Linked DNA regions of Mus musculus: all the other regions are linked to region 3. A link is a loop called in an ENCODE intact Hi-C map of the cell type or tissue named here. Cell type or tissue: heart. All regions are shown on one strand. Region 1 overlaps Plxna1 (plexin A1). Region 2 overlaps Plxna1 (plexin A1). Region 3 overlaps Chchd6 (coiled-coil-helix-coiled-coil-helix domain containing 6).

Region 1 (2,500 bases), 210 kb after region 3:
GGTCTGGTGACCTTCTCTCAGCCAGGGGCAGCCATTGCAAAGGCCCTGAGGTGACGACACTTCAAGGAGAAGCAGCACATTAGGTCCTCGTGGTGGAAGCACAAGCTGAAACTCCCTAGGCCTAACTGTCTCATTTCTCCCTGCAGCTGCCTGGCATGTGTCAACGGCTCCTTCCCCTGCCATTGGTGCAAATACCGCCATGTTTGCACCAACAATGCGGCTGACTGCGCCTTTCTGGAAGGCCGAGTCAACATGTCTGAGGTAAGGCTGGATAAGTAGCCTGAAGGCTTCAGAAGTACCAGTGAGCCTCAGGGTATCACCCAACAATACCCATGGGTGCCTAGGGTGCCAGTTGTATACTATGAGGTGTGACTAAGGTGGAGACATCTTCCTGAATGTCATAGCCTGAGGCCAAACTGGGACCATTTGCTGGTGGCCATGGGTGTCCTTTGTAGTCCTTAGGAGACAGAGGCCCTGTAATAGCTTGTGCCAGGGCAGCCTGAGCAGCACGTTTCATAATAGTTCTTTTCCCAGACAGGGAGGGAAGTTACCAGTGGTGCTGTGGGGGTTTCTGAAGCTCCACATGGTAATTGCTGCTGTGTCTGACTGTATGAGTGGAAAGCCACTTCTCCTGGAACCTATGACATCCTGGGCATACAGGATGGGAAGTGGGGACAGGGTCCTAGGGTCCATGTTGGTGTGGAGCAGGACCTAAGTCAGGACCCATTCATTTCATTATGAATACTATGCTGAGTTTGGGAAGGGGAAGCCGTGAATTCTGTTACTTGGGTCTGTGGGAGCTGCAGCCAGACTGGACTTATCTGAAAAACTTGGCAGAAGGTCATATGTGAGTGGGGCCCCATGAGCTGCCCTCCTCTGTCCCTCCTTCCTATACCCTCCCACCATTCTGCTGCTTCCTGGTCTCATGTCTACTAGACAAGGTGGCAGTAAAATACAAGACCCTGAACCTAATGGTGAGGGGAGCTGTGACAGTGGGTGGAGCCGGGACACAGTGGGGGTGAGGGGGTGTTTCTAGGAGGGTAGCAGTTGGAGAACTGGATCACAGTATCTAGGGTAGGAAGTAAGGAGCCAAGTCAGGGGCCTTGGGACCTGGCCAGGGCTGGCCTGAGGCCACTTCCAGAGGCCTGTGCAGTGCCCTGGAGACAGCAGTATGCTAGTAGAAGGCAGGGGAGACCCCTGTTGGTGGTTCCTGAAGCCAAGGCAGTCCAGGTTTCTTCTCTGGTGTCCCTCTAATCCTGCTCTGAGTAGCCCATCGCCTCTAGGAAGTTTTATTAACAGAGGACTCCCCCTGGAGTGGTAACCTACTCAGGTTCTCATACCCAAGCAGCCATAGTATTCTGGGTGGGATGGGCAGCATAGAGCCTGGTTTGTCTGCACAGGGCTAGCGTCAGGGAAGGGACTTTTGGAGAACGAGTTGATCCCATGTGTGCATACTCTTCTTTAGTTGCAGCTTTGTATGGAAGGTCACCAGTGTTATATAGCAATAGACATAGCATATACAGTGGCAGGCAGCACACCCCATCTCCCTGCCTCTGGCTCTGGGGGACCTCATGCAGATTCAGACGTTCTAACCCAAGATCCTTTTCTGTGCCCAGAATACTGGCTCGAAGATGCAGAAAGACCTGTAAGCGCTCACCTTGCCACCCTGTACTCGGGGGCTTGCGGAACAGGTCGTGAGATAGGCAGCCGGCATGGGGTGCTAGGCCCTAGAAGGAACCTCACAGAAACCTGGTCATCAGAGCTCACGCTGACAGTCCGGGAACCTGGCATGTCCTAGTAGTTCCACATTCTGACCTTGCTGTAGGGGTGGAGAGTGGCCTTCCCAGTGGTCTGGTGGATCTTACTCTTGGCTTCTCTCCCTCGCTAAGCCCTAGGATGACCTTGAGTTCCCACTAGGGAAGTAGACTTGTCTGCATGAGGGAGAGGGCTGTGGGTCAGATGACTAGGAGCTGACCAGAGTCCGAAAACATCCCCTTGTCTTGACTACTTCCAGGTTGGTCCTGGAGTGAAGGCATAATCAGGAGCCCTTAGGCAGGGACACTGGTTCCACTCCACAGTGTTTGCAGTGTCTCCCAGGCATGCCTTGGGCTGCTGAGAAACAAGGAAATAGTTAGACCTTTCAGGGCTGCTGATCCCTGAACCAATAGACCCCAAAGACTCTGTGACCTCCTCTTAGCAGGGTCTGAGGTATAAGTGTCTGGTGGGATTAATTCAGCTTGACCCTGTGTGCCCCAAGGGTCCCACTCAGCCTGGCCTATGAGTTCTAGAATCTATAATTAGAAGATGTGCTGCTGGGCTTGGATAGGATACAGGAGGCTAGGTGAGGTGGAAGCTACACCGGAGGCCCAAGCAGGTCTTCCATCCAGGATGTGGCTGCTGGACTGAGCTGGGAAGACAGTGTTGGGTTAGTGGAGCAGGCAGGAGGATTTGCTAGGCTCCATTCAGCCATGTCTGCCCTCAGTCTGCTGCAGTCACCCAA
Region 2 (2,500 bases), 210 kb after region 3:
ACAAAGGTCCTGTCAGGCCTGAGCATGGCTTGGCTCAATGCAGAGTACTGCAACACACTCATGTCTATAACCTCCCTGATGCCCACAATTCCCCTAGCTGAGGAATGGTATCCACGCTCTGCCAGTGGTCCCTCCCTGGAGTTAGCCTCTACTGGGCTGTGTCCCTAGGACCTGGTTGTGCATGTGGACCATTGCTGGGCAGGTGGATGGACAGCTGAACTCACAAGCCCCCAACTGCAGCTGTTGAGACCACCTGTCCCAGTCAATTAAGCTGGCAGGCTGGGGGCAGGGCCTCCTGAGCCTGGATGGCCTGTGATCCTTTCCTTATGGACTCTGCTCTCTGCTCTGGCCTGTCCTTTTCCTGCATACCTGGAGCTAGTGTGTCTACCCAGTCTGGGAAGGGTGGTGGCAGGCAAGATAGGGCTGGGGGTTACATGGTCATTGTGGCAGGAGGAAACTCCCCTGGTCTCTGTCCAGGGCACCCTGTATGCAAGGCTACCACCCAGGAGTGACGAGGATGGGATCTTTCTGGGATGTGGATGTGGGTGAAGCCTAGGGTGTGGGGGAGTAGAGTCATGGCTGTGGTCTTGGAGGCTTGTAAGACATTGGTCTAGAGTTCTCGGTCCCCTGCCCACTGAACAGGCTTGTTTCCTGGCACCTGTCTCAGGCAAGCTTTTCTGTCTCTGTCACCGTGGGGGGAGGTGGAAGCATGATTCATTCCCATTTCAGGAGTAGGAAAACAGATACATCTAAGCCAATTTTGGCCTAGGTGGTGTGAGTCCAGCCTTGTCTCTGGCTGCATGCTCCCCACTTAATACAGCAGTGTAAGCCAGCCTGCTATGATCTGCTCTAGCAGTCATCCAGGACCTGACTCCCTCCCCTGCTCTGGCATAGCTGGGCTAGATAGGTTTAGGTTAAGGTTAGTGTCCTTGCCAGCCCCTGGGGTATTGGGCTGCTGTGGGCCCCTTCTGTCTCAGCTAGCTGTTCCTGCTTGTCCGTCCAGAGGCCGGAGGAATAAAGTTTGGGCAACTATTAGTCCAGCCCCTTCAGGCCTCCCAGGACCTCCCCACTTACCCAGCTCTTCCGGGTCTGGTTTGACTTAAGCCTGTCTTGGTGGAGCGGCAGCTGAGCGGATGTGGGGGGTGGCCCAGGCTCTCAGGAATGTGACCCTCCCCCTCTCTCCCAGCTAGCAGTCTCTTGGCCCAGAGACACAGGCCCCACCCTGGCTGGCCCCTCGCCCAGCTCCTGACAGAGCTAGCCTATGGCAGGGTGCTGGTTTTTGCTGCCCTTGCTGCCCCCAGGTCTGCTCTGCCCCCTTACTGTGGGGTACAAAGGAGGCCAAGCTCACTCCAGCCTTGTACCCAGAAGTAGAGAGGTAGGCCAGATGGGTTAGAAGCTGGAGGTAGCTGTGCCTTAGCTGCACAGTGGGTAGAAGCAAGCTGCAGGTCCTGTGCCAGGAGACTGTGCCTGGGCCCAGCTGAGCTAGGCAGACGCGCCCCATGAGTCCCATCTTGAAAGCCCCCATGGGTCTCTCTGTTAATTAAATACATTTGTTTGGTAAAAGCAACTAAAAATACTTGCAGCACCAAGGCTGCAGGAGAGGATCAGGCTAATTAGCGCCTGGCTTGTTTGGGATCTGAACTATATTTCCGTGCTGATGAGGTCCCCTTCTCCCTGCCACTTTCTTGCTGGGGTATCCCTCATCCCAAGACACCAAGGCCAGCCTTGGCCTCTCTGTGTGTGAGCCCCTGGTCTTGTTCCTCGACTATACCGATCACAAGGTCTCCTCCTGCCCTCTTACCTCAAACTTGCTTTCTTTCACAAGCCTCATGGTGGCCCATGAAAGAGGTTCCTGCCTGCCAGGTTCCCTGCAGCTTGATGGTAGGCACTGGAGCCCACGTGTACCCTACCACTGAGTTTTGGTGTCTGGATTGGTAAAGGAACCAAGGCACACCCACCTGTCCAGTATGTCTTGTCCTATCTCTGTCTTTGGGATGACTTGGGTCAGGGACAGTGAACTGGGTCAGCCTTGACTCATTCTGAATCAGCCTGGTTCTTTGGTGGAAAGGTGCTTGTTAGAGGGCTTGGACCCTTTGCATCGGGTAAGGTGGGTCTAGGATAGTGTGTCGTGGACCTGCCTCATTGAGCACCCTTTGCTACTACAGATTCTGGTGGACCTTGCAAACCCCAGCGGCAGGCCGGCCCTGGCTTATGAAAGTGTGGTGGCTCAGGAGGGCAACCCTATCCTGCGTGACCTGGTCCTCAGCCCCAACCGCCAGTACCTCTATGCTATGACGGAGAAGCAGGTGGGTGCTGCTGGCTGATTGGCATGAGCTTTTAGGGTGACTGGGGTGGGATCCCCAGTCAGAGATCCCAGTCAAAGGAACCTGAGGAATGGCTTGCCTGGAGTCAAGAGGCTGCTTTCCCCCATGGAGGTGTCCTGTTGGCTCTAATACCTGACATGACACTCTACAGACAGATGAGTGGGCCTGCTAAGAGG
Region 3 (2,500 bases):
AAAGTTGTGATGATCAGACAGGACACTGATTGTCTTGGAGGACTGAGTAGATAGGCAGGATATTGACTGGGAGCCCAGCAGCACAGTGAGTGACACAAGTAGAAAGACCCAGCACCCTTTTCCATAGCTCGGTGGTCTGGGCTCGTAGGGTTTCCAGCCTCAGCATGTGTGGCTTCCAGGTGGTTGCTCCAGCTCTCCCTGATGGGGAGGGGGGCCTGGTGAGATCACGGCCAGTTTAAAAGCAAGAACAGAACTGAGCACACCATTTCTAGACATGTCCTGTTGGCTGGACGGTCCTGTGGCCTCTCTCAGCTATAAGCTGTTTAGGAATTGTGTCTAACTGTCGTCAAGCTGAAGCTCTGTCACAGTGGAGGAGGGAGGCATGGCTGTTGGGGACAGATGGAAATTCTCACTCTCTGCTGTTGCCTCCTCACTGCCCCACCCTCAGTGACTCCCACATTCATCTTGTTCTGAACTCTGTGTGGCTTCTGTTCTCTAGGAGCCATTAGGAACTGTGCTGGCCACGGTGACGAATACTTGAGAGATACAGTTGAAAGGGAGGTACCGCTTGCTTGGGCTCATGGTTTCAGAACTCTCTGCTCATAGCTGGCTATATTTCTGGCAGTGAGGAGGCAGGTGGAAGGACATGGCAAAGCTAAGTTGCTCATCTCATCCTGGCTAGGAAGCAAAGGGAGGCAGAGGGGCCCCGGACATTGACGTATACTAGGTCTGTGCAACCCTTTACCAGACATACTCGATCTGGGTTCCTATCTTCCTCTCGGGAGCACCTCTTGTGTCCACAGTGAGCCACTTCCTATGGCCATGGAAAGTATTTTCTAAGAAGTTCATGTCCTGAAATCTCTGGAAGGAGCAGCATAGAAGGGCATTTGGAATTGGTGTGCCTACTCCATGAATTTCCTTTCCTGTACTGCCATAGGGCAGGTGTGAGCAGGGAAGCTGCTGTCTGCTCTTGGGAAAAGTTGGGAAGGAGGACAGACTCATAAACTGACTTCTTTCTGCTTTTCACTCTGACTCCTGGGTAACTGTTTTCTCAAAAGTTTGGCTTATTGCACAGCTTGGGAGAATCCCACTGAATCTTGGGAATGAGGTCACACTGCTGTACATCCACCCCCAACCTCTCTCGGGTCTGGCCCCTCTCTGTCGTGCTTATTGAGCAGAGTCCACTAGGTGGCAGTCCTGGGCCACTTGTTGGTGGGGACGATTGAAATGCTGCAAAAGACCCAGTGGGATGGAGAGCAAGGGTCCTCTTGCCCAAATGCCTTTTAGTGGGTCTGTAACTGCTGATTCTAGAGACACTGAACCTGGTTAGGAAGCCAGAGATGCCTTTTCTTCTGGCAGACTCTCCACCTCTCTCCTAGCCTTTGATTTTGCTAACTCTACTCTCCTGTTGTGGCTGCCCTAGGCTTGCTGCAGTTCAAGAGACCAAGTGGTGCCCCTGAGAATCAGAGAAGGAGATCTTCCAGCCCCTGTAATGCACTGGCTGGAGGATGGGCTCCCTCTTCTTGCTGTGGTTTGCTTCTTTCCGAGGATGTTGCTGGTGGCAGCTTGGCTTGAGTCCAGAGCAATAGAGGCACAGTTGGGCTTAGATGGGGGGGCAGGGTGAGAAATGCTGAGGTTTGAGGAGGGATGGTCTGGGTCATTCCCTTATCAACCATAGGTTACTGTTTTCTCAGGCTGTGTAGTCCAGGCTGCTCATAGCCTAATGCCTCAAATTAGGGTGGGATTAAGGGTGGCTCTGTGGACTTTGTCCTCAGACAGATGGTTAGGAGACAGAGGGTTCCTTGCACCATCTTCTCTAAGAGCTGGTGACATCCTTCAAGCGCCTTTTCTTGGCGTCTTTGCACAAAACAAGCAGATTCTGACTTTCTTGTAGGCGGATGGACTGCCAGTTTTGGCAGCAAGGGAGATTTTTTTTTCAAGGCCCGGAGAAGACATGGAGGGAACTCAGCTAACCTAGCGGTGACTTGAACTGTGGTGAATAGCCATTAGGTTAAAGGATCCTAATGCTGGCTCCCAGTACAGCCACTGCTGCTCATTTCTCTGAAGAAGCCAGGGTCTAGTGGCAAGAGTCCTATTCTTCTGTGTCCTTCTGGAGAGTCTCCAGGAGGATGACATGGCAAGATCATCTGTGACATTCCTATGAGCATGCTGTAGCTGGCCTGCATGCCTACCATAGCTCTGGCTTGCCCTGAATTGGTTGCTGCCAACTCCACAGCAGGGTGGGGTCTCATGTAAATATGGAAGGTCTCTGTAGGGATGTCTTTCTCAGAGAGCTGGTCCTAGCCATATTCTTCTCGGTTTCTTGGCAGCCACTCCAAGACACTGATCAGCTGCCCCCACCTGTTTTGGCCTTAATGCCTTTGTTGCTTCCTAGTAGTTGCTCAGAGCCTTCATGACTGTCCTTTAGGTAGTAGTGGGTGAAAAGAGAGCTCTGGGTTTTGTCCTCCTGTCTTGCAAGCTCTTGTACTACAGTGGTCTC

Evidence for each region. A loop is a pair of places that touch in the nucleus more often than their neighbours do. Peaks named below come from ENCODE experiments on the same cell type or tissue, not always from the same donor. Only the 100,000 strongest peaks of a DNase experiment are listed, where the experiment ranks them.
Region 1: a loop joins it to region 3, with 9 times the contacts of the local background. A loop is called at or near these places in 6 of 42 quality-filtered maps.
Region 2: a loop joins it to region 3, with 2.8 times the contacts of the local background. A loop is called at or near these places in 7 of 42 quality-filtered maps.

What each region holds. Positions count from the first base shown.
Region 1 is chr6:89,338,284-89,340,783 of GRCm38, reverse strand. It overlaps Plxna1 (plexin A1), which reads left to right. Exons shown (of 32, transcript NM_008881.2): 9 at 147-261. Among named protein-coding and RNA genes, the nearest start is that of Gm40415, 22 kb to the left of the region's middle. In heart, a CTCF peak has its summit at 1,201; DNase peaks (open chromatin) are centred at 1,113 and 1,863; H3K27ac peaks cover 1,002 bases.
Region 2 is chr6:89,343,775-89,346,274 of GRCm38, reverse strand. Plxna1 (plexin A1) reads left to right here. Exons shown (of 32, transcript NM_008881.2): 4 at 2,166-2,306. Among named protein-coding and RNA genes, the nearest start is that of Gm40415, 16 kb to the left of the region's middle. In heart, a CTCF peak has its summit at 1,326; DNase peaks (open chromatin) are centred at 559 and 1,184; H3K4me3 peaks cover 888 bases; H3K27ac peaks cover 2,499 bases.
Region 3 is chr6:89,552,181-89,554,680 of GRCm38, reverse strand. All of the region lies in intron 4 of Chchd6 (coiled-coil-helix-coiled-coil-helix domain containing 6), which reads left to right. Among named protein-coding and RNA genes, the nearest start is that of Chchd6, 42 kb to the left of the region's middle. In heart, no CTCF peak of the experiment used is centred here; a DNase peak (open chromatin) is centred at 1,190; H3K27me3 peaks cover 307 bases.